Regions from separate parts of the Homo sapiens genome. Here region 2 is linked to region 1. The links are chromatin contacts, found by Hi-C or POLR2A ChIA-PET in ENCODE. All regions are on one chromosome and are shown on one strand. Each heading gives the region's core, a stretch centred on a gene start or an enhancer-like site at or near the end of the contact. The rest is flanking DNA. Distances are from core to core; before and after follow the strand shown.

The links. A loop is a pair of places that touch in the nucleus more often than their neighbours do. ChIA-PET counts read pairs that join two places held with the same protein, here RNA polymerase II (POLR2A). Pooled maps may share reads with other maps.
Region 2: a loop to region 1 is called in a map with no recorded cell type, with 11 times the contacts of the local background. The contact joins the promoter of ADARB2 here to the enhancer-like site in region 1. A Hi-C loop is called at or near these places in 9 of 37 single-sample maps with no recorded cell type and 4 of 50 pooled maps. POLR2A ChIA-PET finds 5 or more read pairs at or near these places in 1 of 52 experiments (GM12878).

The regions. Positions count from the first base shown.
Region 1 is chr10:1,451,885-1,458,741 of GRCh38, forward strand. All of the region lies in intron 1 of ADARB2 (adenosine deaminase RNA specific B2 (inactive)), which reads right to left. Among named protein-coding and RNA genes, the nearest start is that of ADARB2-AS1, 71 kb to the right of the region's middle. Within about 2 kb of position 2,732, at least 3 of the 41 ENCODE cell types and tissues checked have a DNase peak (open chromatin) inside an H3K27ac peak, as active enhancers do; they include GM12878, where a contact is called at or near this core.
Region 2 is chr10:1,734,665-1,742,074 of GRCh38, forward strand. ADARB2 (adenosine deaminase RNA specific B2 (inactive)) reads right to left here and starts at 2,861. Exons shown (of 10, transcript NM_018702.4): 1 at 2,387-2,861. The coding sequence starts at 2,486. RefSeq lists an enhancer at 2,193-2,789 and a silencer at 2,751-2,810.

The sequences.
Region 1 (6,857 bases), core at 1,482-3,981:
GAGACAGATGGGAAGTTCCAGCATTTTGTTTATAGACTTAGAGAAGGGAATGAGTGGATATTTTTTTTTAGAGAGGTCACAGGACATCTCAGTGGCTTGTTAAAGGACAGCCTTATGAACGGTACCTAGGAATCACGGATGTGGAGTTGGAGGCAGTGTGGGAGCTGAGGGGAGGCCTGCTGCCATGCACCCCTGCTGGTCAGAGCAGATGCCTGGCCAGGAGGCTGACACACCACCTTCAGATTTGGCCGCTGCCACCATCACACCTCTGGGTGTAGTTTGATCCGAGACAGCAGCTTTCCAGCTGCGGGAATTCAGTGGCATGATGACAGCATACACAGGGAGACGGCAAATGTGAAAGCACTGGTCAACTGTCGCACATGTAAATCTAAGTCCATGGCCCACAAAAATCAGCTCTGTGTCTTGGGTTTGAATAATTGTGGGAAAAATAGTAATAATAATAATAACAATAATAAAAAAACTTCTTGGTTTTCTCTCTCTCCATGACTTTCTAGTTCTTTTACTCAGCTCAAAAACTTTCTTAGAAATACAGGTGATGCCATGGAATACTATGCAGCCATAAAAAAGGTTGAGTTCATGTCCTTTGCAGAGACATGGATGAAGCTGGAAACCATCATTTTCAGCAAACTAACACAAGAACAGAAAACCAAACACTGCATGTTCTCACTCGTAAGTGGGAGCTGAACAATGAGAACTCATGGACACGGGGGTTGGGGGGGGGAATATCACACACTGGGGCCTGTTGGGGGGTTGGGGGATAGGGGAGGGACAGCACTAGGAGAACTACCTAATGTAGGTGACAGGTTGATGGGTGCAGCAAACCACCATGGCACGTGTATACTGTGTAACAAATCTGCATGTTCTGCACATGTACCCCAGAACTTAAAGTATAATAAAAAAAGAAGACATGAAAAAAAACCTTTTGTATTTTTAGTGAGCTTATGCAGCTAATAAATTCATTTAAAAAAGAAATACAGGCAACAGCAGTGGCTCTCCACATCAGTGTGTGACAGTCACCAGGCTTTGTCACAATGCATCCTGGTGGGCCGCGCAGAGCCTGGGCCTCAGTGGGGTTGGGCCGGGCCTGACAATCTGCATTTCCAGCACGTCCCAGGTGCCACTGCTGCTGTCATTGGGGCCACACTTTGAGGACCCTGGGTCTGTGACGCCTAGTCCCTTACCTAGAATTTAATTCCACATCCTCTCTTCCCTCCCCCACGTCTGCAAAACGTGGCCTTGAAGGAGTTGTATCAGCAAGACGTTAGACAAGGCAGCTCTTCCCTGTCTCCCCATGGAAAAACCAAGTAAATCATGGGCTTTTCCCTTTGCTGATTGTGCCCTTTGATGCTCAAGACATTTTTAATGTGATGACGTTCAATTTCTTTCTGCCTTTTGTTTCTTGAGCTTTTGGTGTCACATCCGAGAAATTCATTTGCCAAATCCAATGTCATGACGCTTCCCCTATGTTTTCTTCTAAGAAGGTTTTAGCTCTTACATTTAGATCTTTGATCCATGTTGAATTGATTTTTGTATATGGTGTAATGTAAGGGTTTAACGTCATTCCTTTGGATGTGAATATCCAGGTTTCTTAGCACTGTTTCTTGAGAACACTGTCCTCTCTCCACTGAATGGTCTCGGTACCCTTTTCGAAAAGGCAACCCACAGAATGGGAGAAAATACTTGCAAATCATAGATCTGATACGAATTGGTTTCTAGACAATATTAAAAATTCCTACTACTGAACACACACACAAAACAAAGAATCTAATTAAAAAATAGGCACAAGACTTGAACAGACGTTTCTCCAAAGAAGGTAAACAAACAGCCAGTACGCACACGGAAAGAAGCTCAACGTCACTAATCATTAGGGAAATGCAAACCAAAACTGCGAGTTACCGCCTCATACCCACTGGAATGGCTACTGCAAGGGTTAGTGAGAATGTGGGAAAAAATGGAACGCTGTGCACTGATGGTGGGAATGTAAGATGGTGCAGCTGCTCTAGAAAATGGTGTGGCTATTTTCAGAAAATTAAAAATAAAATTGCCATATAGTCAAGCAATTCTTCTAGTTATATAGTGTATTGGTCTGCTCTCATGCTGCTAATAAAGACATACTTGAGACTGGGTAATTTATAAAGGAAAGAGGTTTAATGGACTCACAGTTCCACATGGCTTGGGAGGCCTCACAGTCATGGCAGAAGGGGAATGAGGAGCAAAGTCACATCTTACATGGCGGCAGGTAGGAGAGCGTGTGCAGGGGAACTGCCCTTTATTAAACCATCAGATCTCGTGAGATATTTTCACTGTCATGAGAACAGCATGGGAAAGACCCACCCCCATGATTCAGTTACCTCCCACTGGGTTGCTCCTATGACACTGGGAATTGTGGGAGCTACAATTCAAGATGAGATTTGGGTGGGAACACAGAGCCAAACCATATCATAGACCCAACGAAATTGAAAGCAGGGACTTGAAGAGAATTTATACATCCATATTAATGGCAGCACAATTTATGATGGGCAAAATTTGGAAGCATCTATCCATTGACAGATGAATGTGCAAAGAAAATGTGGAATATCTACTATTCAGCTGAAAAAGGAAGAACATTCTGACACATGTTACAACATGGATGAACCCTAGGGACCATCTACAATGGAAACTAAGCCAGTCACAAAAGGACAAACAATGAACAATGTCACCTGCATGAGGTCCCTAGAGTCCTCACACCCACAGAGACAGGAAGCAGAGGGTGGTTGCTGGGGCCGGGGAGGGTAACGGGCTTAATGTTTCGTGGAGACAGTTTCAGTTCTGGAAGATGAAACTTTCTGTAGACGGATGGTGGTGATTGCTCACGACTGTGTGAATGTACTTAGTGCCACCGACCTATACACTCAAAAGTGGATCAGAGGGTACATTTTGTGTTATGTATATTTTACCATAATTTAAAAAAAGAACAGAAAAAAGAAGACCCTTGCTGAGCTTTACAAGCAACTCAGTCTTGTCTTCAAATATTCTTCATGAATTGAGATGGTGCCAGGTTGCTGTTTAATACCAACAAGCGACAGAGGAAATTCTAAATAAGTTTAGTCACGTTGTAGAAATTTGCTTACGAAACACGAGACTGGAATCAAACTCCTTTAGGGCTTTTCCCCCTCAGTGGAAAGAGTGGATACCTTGTCACTGAACAACGTGATTTTCCCAGGTACAGTTTATTTACAGGCAAAGCCACATCCTGCTTACACTTATGAATAGTTGGCAGCTGGCTTTAGTGAGGATGGATTGCAGGTGAGAGGAGGAACTTTGTTAAGGACCAGATGCTTCCCTGTTCTTTTGCCAGGTGCAAATCAAGCGCCACCTGGAAGAAATGTAATCATTTGAAATGTCTTTAAAAATAGTCACTCTCTGAATTTAAAATGTTAATTTAAAACAATTATGATGAGCAAAATAATTAGGAAATACAGACTTCCTAAGTTAGGGAGCCAGGCTATTCAGACTATGATGATATTGAATTACTTATGTATCATGGATGAAGCAGCTAGATCTAAATGAACAAAAATAAAAAAAAAGAGAAAACAGAAGATTAAAAAGATTAAAAAGAAAACAATTTGATGTGTCTTTATGGAAAGTTAAGCTCTGGCCAGAGCTAAGTTGGAGGTATTGCTGTTTCTTTCTCTAAAAAAGTTTAATGTGTTCGATCCAGTTTTTTCATAGCATTAGAAAAACTCTTTTTGGGATTGTTACTTTTTTAAAAATTAATATTCTTACTACTACTATATTTGAGGGAACTGAGCCATTTACGATTGTCAATTTCCAAATTTCTTCATGGATACAGATTCATTTCTGATTCATTGAACTGCAAACTTATTTTTTATAGGGAAGAACTGACCAAAAGCAAGCGATTTTTATATCTAGAAACTATTCCCCCCTTCTGTCTATTTCTCACCTATCACCACACAAATACGTCTTCCATGAACGCAAGCAAAATAACAAATAATATTAAACAAAAGGGATTCGTTTTTCTTTAATGTATGTCACTTAAAGGATTGTACTAGTTCAGAACTTGGCGAACTCATGCATAGAAGAGTGGTTGAAAAGTTTCACTTATAATAGCACATTCAGAATAGATCATATGGCTATAATTATTTGTATGCTTTTCCAGGCACATTAACTAAGCTAAACTCAATACATCATTTCATGCATAATTAAAGATTTAAGATCAATGAAACTTACTCTCTTTATCTAGTTTCACCTAGGGACCCGGCGAGGGAAAAAGCTTAGAAAACTTTTTAGACGTTATCTACTAGTAAGAACGGAAACCACTGTAATTCCTTGTCCCTGTGTTAAACAATACTGGGACCAGCAAAAGGATCTTCCCTGATTTCTCCAGGAAGTACCTGCCCGTGAGAGCTAAGCCTAGGAACCAACCAACCAAGTCACTTCCTTCTCAACACCAGCAACGGCTCCTGGAGGCTCCTGCCCGGAAGACGTCTGCTCTTCCTACCAACCTAAAGTTTCCTCATTAACTTTGCTCCATACAAGCCAGTTCTTGGCTCTCATGCCTCCCGTCCCCGGCCCAAAACCTATGAACACCCCACACTAATTTTCTGCTCTTAGCTCTTGCCAGGCTGCAACCCCCACCTCTCTCCAGGGGGTCTCGTGAACCCAGCTCTGCCTCAGCAACGATCCTGCAAGGGACCATTTTGGGGACTTGAAGGTTGATGGAATTAATCATCAAGGTGTGCTCGAGACGCGCGGGGCGTGGTAAAAAGGGTCACTAGTGGCCCTTTCTTGCCCTTTCCCCTTAAACATATTTCTCTTTTACTTTGGGTAAAATAAATAGTTGAGACTTCTGTAAGAAAATAGGATCTTCTGACTGCCCGAGAAAGATCAATTTGTGTTTTTCTTTTGAGACAGAGTCTCGCACTGTTGCTGGGGCTGGAGCGCAATGGCACGATCTTGGCTCACTGCAGCCTCCCCATCCCAGGTTCAAGCGATTCTCCTGCCTCAACCTCCCGAGTAGCTGAGATTACAGGCAAGCGCCACCACGCCTGGCTAATTTTTTGTATTTTTAGTAGAGACGGGGGTTTCACCATCTCTGCCCGCCTCGGCCTCCCAAAGTGCTGGGATTACAGGTGTGAACCACTGTGCTGGCAGAAAGATCAATTTCTTTTCTTGGAAAGAGATGACATGGCACAATCTCCTGGGACAGGTTTTCATCCTAAATGATACATTTTGCCTGAACAAAATAAAACCACTCAAAACTACAAAGGAAATCTTCAGAGAATAATTTTCTGGACAACTGGAATAAGAAATAAATTTAGACATAAGGCTCAGCTTGCTGCAGAGGAGTGGTGAGCATGAGGGCTGGCCAGGGCGCTGGACACGACCATTGAGACACACCAGTGTCCACCTCTAACCCTGATTCCAGGAGGGTTCCGAGTTCGCTGGGACAAGCCATCCTCACTTTAAGGTGCCTTCTCATCTCAGGGTCTTTGTCTTCTGATGCTCCTGGGGCCAGGCTTCTCCCAGCTGTGGGTGGAAGGTGCACCCCATTAACCCACACACATAAAAGCGTATTGCTGCAGCTTAGGAGTCTCTGCTATGACTCGGGAAATAAAATGGAATCTTGGGACCCCACACTCACTCTGCCAAAAAGAAAGTTACGCTTCAGAGCTGAGCCACGCAATACTGCTTTCCTTTTGTTCCTGGACACAGAGCTACAATTCCACAGCCTCATCTCTAAGCCAGGTTCCCACAGTGACAGAAGGCCACATAGCTCCCTGATGGCCTCCCTCACAAACTGCTCACAACGAAATTCCTGGTGAACTCCTAAATCCCTCAGCCTTTCAGGATAGATATCCCCCTGTTTCTAGCCCTAAGACTGAGTTCTGTGGAATCTCACCCTGACAATGTCAATGACCAGCTCGTCTTCATAGGTAGAGGGCAAAGACTGGAACAAAAATCATCCCTCCACCCAACCCGAGGCGAATGCATCATTGGCCTTTTCCTGCACCCCTTCTCTTTGCACGTAAAATGTAGATTCACATCAAAGCCTCCAAGAACGTAACCATTTGCCTCATTGCTTACCCTCCCTCCTTTCTCTCCTGCTCTTTCCCCTTTAAATATCGAAGTTCCCCAAACGCTCTTTAGAAAAGTCGCAGGTGATGGACACTCATGTGACTTTTGGTTCTTTTCCCAGACGCATCGTCACACTCAGGCCAAACAAACCTCTCTCAATGGAGGTGTCACTGTGGTGAACCCTCTCTAGGCACGTGTCCATCTGTCTGAACCTCTGGAGGTCTCCGCAGGAAGAACAGCGTGCACCCACATTTAAATTTCTTGCGAATACTTCCCATCTGCAAAATAGGATCTTCTGAAGCTTGCAGTTGCTGTCAATCTCCTGGCCCTAATGAGCTGCCAGGAGAAGAAGGAAAGGTCCCACTTGAGAGTGAAAACTTGGGGTCTCACAGCTTCTCTTTCTCTGATGAAACAATTGAGGCTTTTCTATGAAATTAAGCTTCTTTGCATTTTAATATATATTATAAGTTTTATTGATCACTAAAAACAATGAAAAAAAGAAAGTCAAGAAGCCCTGCTCAAGAACTGACAATGCCCCTCTTAGCCCTATCCTGGGAGAGGCTCACCTATGCAGAGGGAGGCCCCGCAGACCCCTTCTTCCTTCTCCACTTGGGGGTCCACCGCTATGGCTTCCACGGTGCCCTCTGGTCTGGCCTCTTTGCTTTTACATTTTTCTGCCTGCCCCTCACTCCAGGAGCTAAAAATCAATTAGTTCTTAAATAACGAGGGCGGTAGCCACCTACATGAACCTCATGGGG
Region 2 (7,410 bases), core at 1,611-4,110, 280 kb after region 1:
CCCCCATAAGAACAGCCCTTACCTTGTGCTTCTGTCAGTGTCTTCAGTTAGCACCTAATAGAGCCACACTAAATTCCTTAACAGTCTCTCATACACACGTGGATTTTAAATTGTGGCAAGTATAGAGTTTTAATATCAGATAAGCTTAAAATTGAGGTTATTCTATTCATTTATGGTTGTTAAGATTCATGACAATTAGAACATAATTTAAACTCACCATTGTTTTTATAAAATAAAAAATATCAGCATCTGTAATAACTAGGTATCATAGATGAAGTAATCAATTCCCAGGAAAATGCAAATAATTATTTAATGTGTCTCTTAGCTGGTTACTTTACCTTTTAATTTGATCAGTTACATCTACATGGTTAACGTTTCCCCAAAAATTGAATCTTTAGCCGTTTGATTTGACTTTCCTATCAAGATAGCTGCCGGCAGGTGCCCTGGGAAATTCTCCCGCACGCCAGAAATCTCTTCGTAACAGAAATCAGTGTACAAAACCTGAATGCCCTTTCCCGCTTCAATTTTTGGCTATGAAAATTAAGGGACTTGACATATTCAAAATAACCAAGGTATGGAAATATTTGCTATAGGAGTTTTATTTTGAATTGCTAAAGTTAAGTTTATAGCAAATGAAGTCTTTCCCCAGATTTCCTTTTTCCCCCTAAATTGAATACTTTCTAAGCTAGCATGACTGACGCTTCCTGGCAAGGCAAGTGAATTTGGAGAAAGGCAACACTTTCCTCCTGTTTATATTTATAAAATGCATTATTGCGAACTATTACTCCACATTCTTCAACTCTAAATATTTAAATAGACTAATCAAAAAATATTGGGAAATGTGAACATTTCAAGTGTAAAGATGATGCTTCCTTTTTCCTCTTTTAAAAGTCATATTCATTATTCAATCCGGTGACTTTCTCAATATCAATGCCACTTTGTGTTGGCATTATCTTTGGAGGACACTAACAGGTCTGTTTCAAAATGATAATTTCAAACAACAAAGTGAATCGCAAGCGCACACTTAGCAGCTGAGAGGTAAATGAGAACCACAACATCACCTCCCTTCTGAAACCAAAGGCTCCAAAACCTTTTGAGGAAGTTGTGGGGGCCAATCCCTCCCAGTGGTCCTGACGTTCGGTCATAATGAATGACTGTTTGCTATTGACATTTATGCCTGCTGACTGTCTGGATAATTTCTATTATTGGAAGAGGCAATAAAGGACCTGGTGACGGTTCGAGGGCACACAGGAAACGGTCTGGTAGAAACTTATCTTAGGCCAATGCAAAGATGAAAATTCTTCAGGAAAGATGGACAACCCCAAACACACCTAACGTTGCCTCCTGCTTTCAAACAACTGGCAAAGCTGATCAATTCTAGCTGTGTTTTTCCAACCGTTCTTTATACTTCTACCTCACTTAAAAAAAATCAGCACATTTCAAATCATGATTAGAACTGAACTTTCTCCTGCAGGCTCACTAGGAACTGACAATAACACAGGTTCCTCTAGGAGAGAAGGGTCGGCATGAGAAGAATCTTTTAATTCTTCCTGGCATGCACACAGGCTACGATGGCACTGGGGGCATTGCTCTCATATTGGAGCGATTGCTAATTTTGCAAAATCCCCAGTGTGAAAGCCCTCCCTTGCTGTAGCATTGACTAACTTCAGCGCGGCCCAGCCCCAGGAATATCAGTAACAAGGCACAGCTGAGTTTGTCAGTGGCCGCTGTCAGCCGGCTGCTTTTCCTGCTTTCCTGGTTTGCGGTTTTTTTCTACCACTAACAAAATATGATGCTTCTTTCTGTTTTCCTGTATTCATTTCTGCTTATTTCTCCAAGGACGAGCCCTGTGTTCTCTTTACGACCCAATGTTTACAAATCGACGGGCACCACATTGAGTAAAAACTGCCAGCCAATTTGGAGAGGCGATCGCAGGGCTTCGCCTATCCCTTCCTCCGGGACAGTTTGGATGGGAGTAGCTGGCGCGAGGGCTCGTTCCCCCGTTTTTGGGTAATTCCTTTGGCACTGGGAGACGAGATGGCCTCCGGAGGGTGGAAGGCAGTGCCAGCCCGGCCGGCCACTGGGGACTGCGGGGCCCGGAGACGCGCGGGGTCCCCGGGGAGCTCCTCGCCGCCCTCGCCCCACTTCGTCCGGGTCCCTCAAACATGTCGCAGCGTGGCTGCTCACTGTCCCCTCTGGGCAAGAGGAGGCCCCAGACATTTCCACGGGATCTGAACTCCCGAGCGCCCTGCACGGAGCAGCCATCCCGCCAGCACCCCAAAGTGAAGCTGCTCACAACGGACAAGCCCGGAGACCCCATGAGAGGCCGGGGTGGAGAAGCCGGGGGTGAAGGGGGGCAGGGGCCGGCGCGCCACGCGGTCCTTACCTTTCCGCTTGGACCTCCGCCTCCTCCTCCTCTTGGACTTGCATTTGAGTTGACTGCTCAGCCCTCCAGACCCTCTGCCGCTCCCCAGGACCGAGGCCATGGCCGAGACCCAGGCGCGGAGCCCAGAGCCGCCTCCCTCCTGCACCTGCACCTGCCTCCTTCCCGGCAGCCGCCGCCGCCGCTGCTGCGAAGCTTGAGGTTGCAAACCCGGGAGCGGCTCACTTTTCAGGACTGAGCAGGAAAGCGCGCTCCGTCTCTCTGTCTCTCGAATTGTTCTCTATGACTTGCTCCCACTGGGCTGGGGGCCTCGGCTGGGCGCCTGGAGCGAGCTGCTCCCTGGTCAGGGAGGGCGGGGAAGGGCGCGCGGCGTCCTGAGTGCTCCGAGCTTCCCGCGGGCTCTGCCTCCTGCTCTGGGCTCCCAGCGCAGGGAGGCTACTTTTGCGCCTCTGCTAGTTGTTTGGCACCAGCCACTTTGAAGCCAATCACGCAGGGAGCTTGTCTATTTGCTGCAGCAGCGTCTAATTAGATCCAATCACAACTGCTTTCTGGCTCTGACATCAGCAGCAGCACCAGCCGCACCGCCGCCTGGCCGCTTGCAAACTCAGCTCCCGTTTGGACGGTGAAGCTCCCAGGACCGGCGGCTGGAGGGAGGCTGCTCCCGGGGAACAAGGACGCGGCGCGGGTGCGTCTGGGAGAGACCGGGGGAGCCTCCAGGAGGGACCCTGCCCGGGAGGACGAGGCCTCCTGCCGCAGCCTCGCGGACAGCTCAGCTCGCCCTGCTCAGAAAGACACAGGGACGGGTTTTTCCAACCAACAGTTTTTAACTAGTCAATTCATTACCATGCTCCTTGTGTCAAGGGGGGGAAATACCTCTTTCAGAAATGCAGAGACCGCACTTCCTCAGAAACGGACTGAGGTTTGCAATTCCCCAGGAGACAGCGTCCTGAGGGGCATTTATTCCTCAGAGCCTGCATGCTTGTCTGTTTGCCTCTTCTTTCCCCTCTTCATATTCCTTGGCCGTTTCCAATGCAAAAGATAAATCTTGCATAAAGACAGAGGTTTTGGGATCTGAGTCTGATTTTTGCCGTCAGGAATTTCATGTGTTGCTTTATTTAGGGAACAATGACACAAAAGGAAGAGAAAGCTCTCAGCGGAGAGTTTTGTTGCCAAATGTAATATTTGGATGGAAGAAAGTAACATTTACAAAGAGGTGGATTGCACACTGAAATAGTTTTAAGCAATTTTTTTTTCCAGGAATGTCCTATGTTTCAAGATTATACTTATGGAACCCTGGAAGTCTTATGTAAAATATAAAGAGGAATAGAATCTGGTAATCATCATTGCATCTTGTATTTAAATCACATAAGCTTTTAATTACAATAGTCATGTTTTTAAAAAAATCCACTCTAAAATTCATTAGCACACATTAACATGTTGATATAAAAATGGCACACAAATATTTCTGCTATTCATTGCCTCACATGCAACCTTTTCAGCTGCTTATGTGCCTAGAAATTTCCAGATAATTTTTATCATAAGAAAAAAGAATCACTCTGGGGGACATTGGAAATAATTAGGATGATCCTGTGTTGTTATGTGCTGAGCTGATAGATCGTAGCTCAGTTTTCATTGATGAGAGAGAGTAAGACATTTGATTTCAAATCTTAACTCTACTGCTATGACCTCGGGTAAGTTAAACCGTGCCTCAGTTTCCTCATCTGTAAACTGGGGATAACAACGTCACCCACCTCATAAGTTCATTCATACTCGTTGAATCAGTATCAACCAGTATAGACAGGAACTGGAACATGTTAATTACTCTATGATTATTTATTAAATTTTTTCCAGCAAATAATTTGGAAGGAATGAGCGTATGTTGCAGACAAGCCTCAGAAAGACAGGGCTTCTGCGTTTTCCTTTTAGAATGTTGAACCTTCTAGTCCAACTCAGACTGAGGACCACAATCAAACCAACATCCCTCTTCAGGGCTGGCTTCAACAACCCTGTTCCCATGACAGCACAGCTCAGCTCTGCTGATAATTCCCAGCGAGGGTTGAGAAGGCACATAGCTCTCTCACTTCCTCTCTGCAATACCCGAGATATTTGAGTGCTTAAACTATATCGAGAAACACAGCTCTAGGACTCTGCCTGTGAAACTTCTGAGCTTCACACAATGTGCTGCACTAATCCAGAGTTGCCCTATTTCTGTATCTGCAGAAAACCCATCAGGGGGTGGAGTCACCGAAGGAAGGTGCTTCAGAAGAGCTTCACACACACACACAGCCCCCACAAGGTGGTCAGCATTTATTAATGGCCCCAATAGCTCCATCATCACACGGAGCAACCGTGCTGTCTGGGAGACTCGTATACATGAACCCTTGTTTCACTCCAAGGGCAGGTATGGTGGCCGGAAAGTAACGTGTCTGTTAAATGTTCTTCTGATGTTGGTGGAGTGGGGAAACAAAACTGAAAACTGTCTTTGAACACTTCATTTAGACCCTAATTTGAAAGTTACGATCGAAATTTTGGCAAACCTTTTTCTTGAAGTTCCTCCAATTGGTTCTTTTTTGTATAATTTATGAAAATGCTGTTTTCACAGATACTTGCTGTTTTCTGTATTTTATTTATTTTGCATAAGACGATGCATAATAGATGATGCTAGGGCGACGGCTAGGCGAGAAAGCCTTTGTTTCTCATCACAGAGGGGCTTTAAAGAAGAGGCTCGCAGCGACAAGTGCGTTAACTCCAGCGTGGTTTCCAGCACGTCTCACTCTGCTGTTGCAAGCAGGGCTGCGAGTGAGCAGTGCTGGTAAGCTGCCATTCCCCGATGAGCCTCCTCACCTCCTGCCTGTTTCCCACAGTGCCTCAGCGCAGCTTTGCAACGTGGTGGGATGAGCAGCAGTTGGAAGAGGCTTCAGGAGCAGGAGCCAATCTCGCCCGGTGCCCATCAGGAGATGTCGCTGTGGTGTCCCCAGCTACTTCATGCTCAGTCCCTGCTCTTCCCACAAAACAAAGCACCAGCAGAGAGGTTGCAAGGAGGAACAGGCAGCTACAAAGCCAACTGCAGCCCGGCATGAACCTATAGGGGTCGGGGGGAGACGGGTGAGGCATAGAAAGGAGCCCTTGGCTGGATAGAAGGGGCAGTGCTGCCTCCGCAGTGAGTCCCCACACCCAAATGGCATGTGTGTGCCAGGAGGAAGAGTTTTCTCAATCAAGGCCAGAAAGGGTCCTCTTGTTGGAGTTGCTTAAAGCTCCCCCAACTCACTGTTGCTCTCATCAGTCCTACAATGTTACAGGTCTCCTGTGTGATATTTTGCTTGTTTCTTCAATGTCTGTCTCTCCATAGATCACAAGCACCACAGGAGGCAAAACCACGTCTCTCTGTGGCTTTGCGGCTGTGCGGGCACTGACCTGGGACACAAGTGTCCTTGCAGGGCAGAGGCTGATATTTACCACTGGGGCAGTGCTTGCTCTGCTCAAGGTATGGTTCTGAGCTTAAATGTTATAGTGACTCTCAGTTAATGCACAAGACCTCGATGGCGGCAGGACTGAAACAATATTCATTTCAGAGGCTCAGACAACTTAGGTAACTTGCTAGAAGTCACACGGGTTACTAGTCAGGATTCACATTCAGCACATCCTAACTTCACAGTCTGGGGTTGTTACCACTACGCCCTGCTGGTATTTTATCCTGCAGCCTGAAATTGGTAGATTTTGTGAACTTCTACAAGCCTTCTTGAGATAAGCAAAAAATACATTAAATAGTGACTCAAAGCTTCAGTAAGCCTATGTGTGTGCATAATATACACACATATAAACATATCAGAATTTTTCTTTCCTCAGAATGAACATACAATGTGGACAGAAAGACCTTATCATCCTCATTTTTCCCCTGAGGTTACGAAGGTGAAGTGTGAGGTCTGGATTCGTGTCATGTTGCCAGATAGCAGCAGAGCCATGACCCGAATGTAAGGTTCCAATACATTCCCGAAATAACAGCCATGAGAAATTTCATAGATTCACATAACTGCCCTGATCTTTTATTTCTGCAAAAGAGAGACCTAAGGCATCCTTCCTGCGGCTGACCACACAGCTTGCATCTTTTAACCCATATTCAGATCATCTTGTGCCCACTCCCGAATGTTTTCCTCTCAACTCCTTGACCTGTCTGAAGACATGGACAACTATTCTTTGCTTCAAAGTCCTGATGGTCAATACTGACTTACAATACTTCAGTTCTTAATGCATTGCAATGTCTTTCCAGATAGTTAAAGGGTTGGCTGACTTGATTTCTTATTGGTTTCCCGAAACAAATAACACTGACAAACAAACATGGTTTCTTTAGAATCAGAATTCTAGTTAATATCCCCTTCCCTCCATCAGACAATTTCACTAGGTGGAAAATAGCAGAATAAAGGATTCTCTGGAGATATTTGTGTTTGCTGACTCACTTTATCATCACATATGACACACAATTATGACTTTTTACAAGAAATAGCACAAGGGGACTTTTTTACTCTTTCATCTTCAGCCGTTGCTCTTAAGTCTAAATAACACACATCAAAGAACTTGGGCATGAGACCTGAAAGTATTTCCAAATAATATTGTGCAATATACCTGCTATGCCACATGCACGTGTATTCACATTCTCTTCAAAGGGCATGGAAGGAGGCTGGTGAAGGGGAGGGGGCAGCAGAGAAGTCCCAGGATGCAGAGGAGCATCTTGAATATGAAATGCTCTTTATCCTACACTTTTACCAGAGTAGTTTTTCCCTTTGTTCATTCTTTTTCTTGGAGGCATGCTTATGGTTTGAGAACAGCAAATGCACACTTAGCAATTTCCTGAATGAACTTGGTGTAAAGCAGGCGGGTGGATCACCTGAGGTCAGGAGTTCGAGACCATCCTGGCCAACATGGTGAAACCCCGTCACTCCTAAAAATACAAAAATTAGCGAGGTGTGGTGGTGCACACCTGTAGTCTCAGCTACTGGGGAGGCTGAGGCATGAGAATCACTTGAACCCAG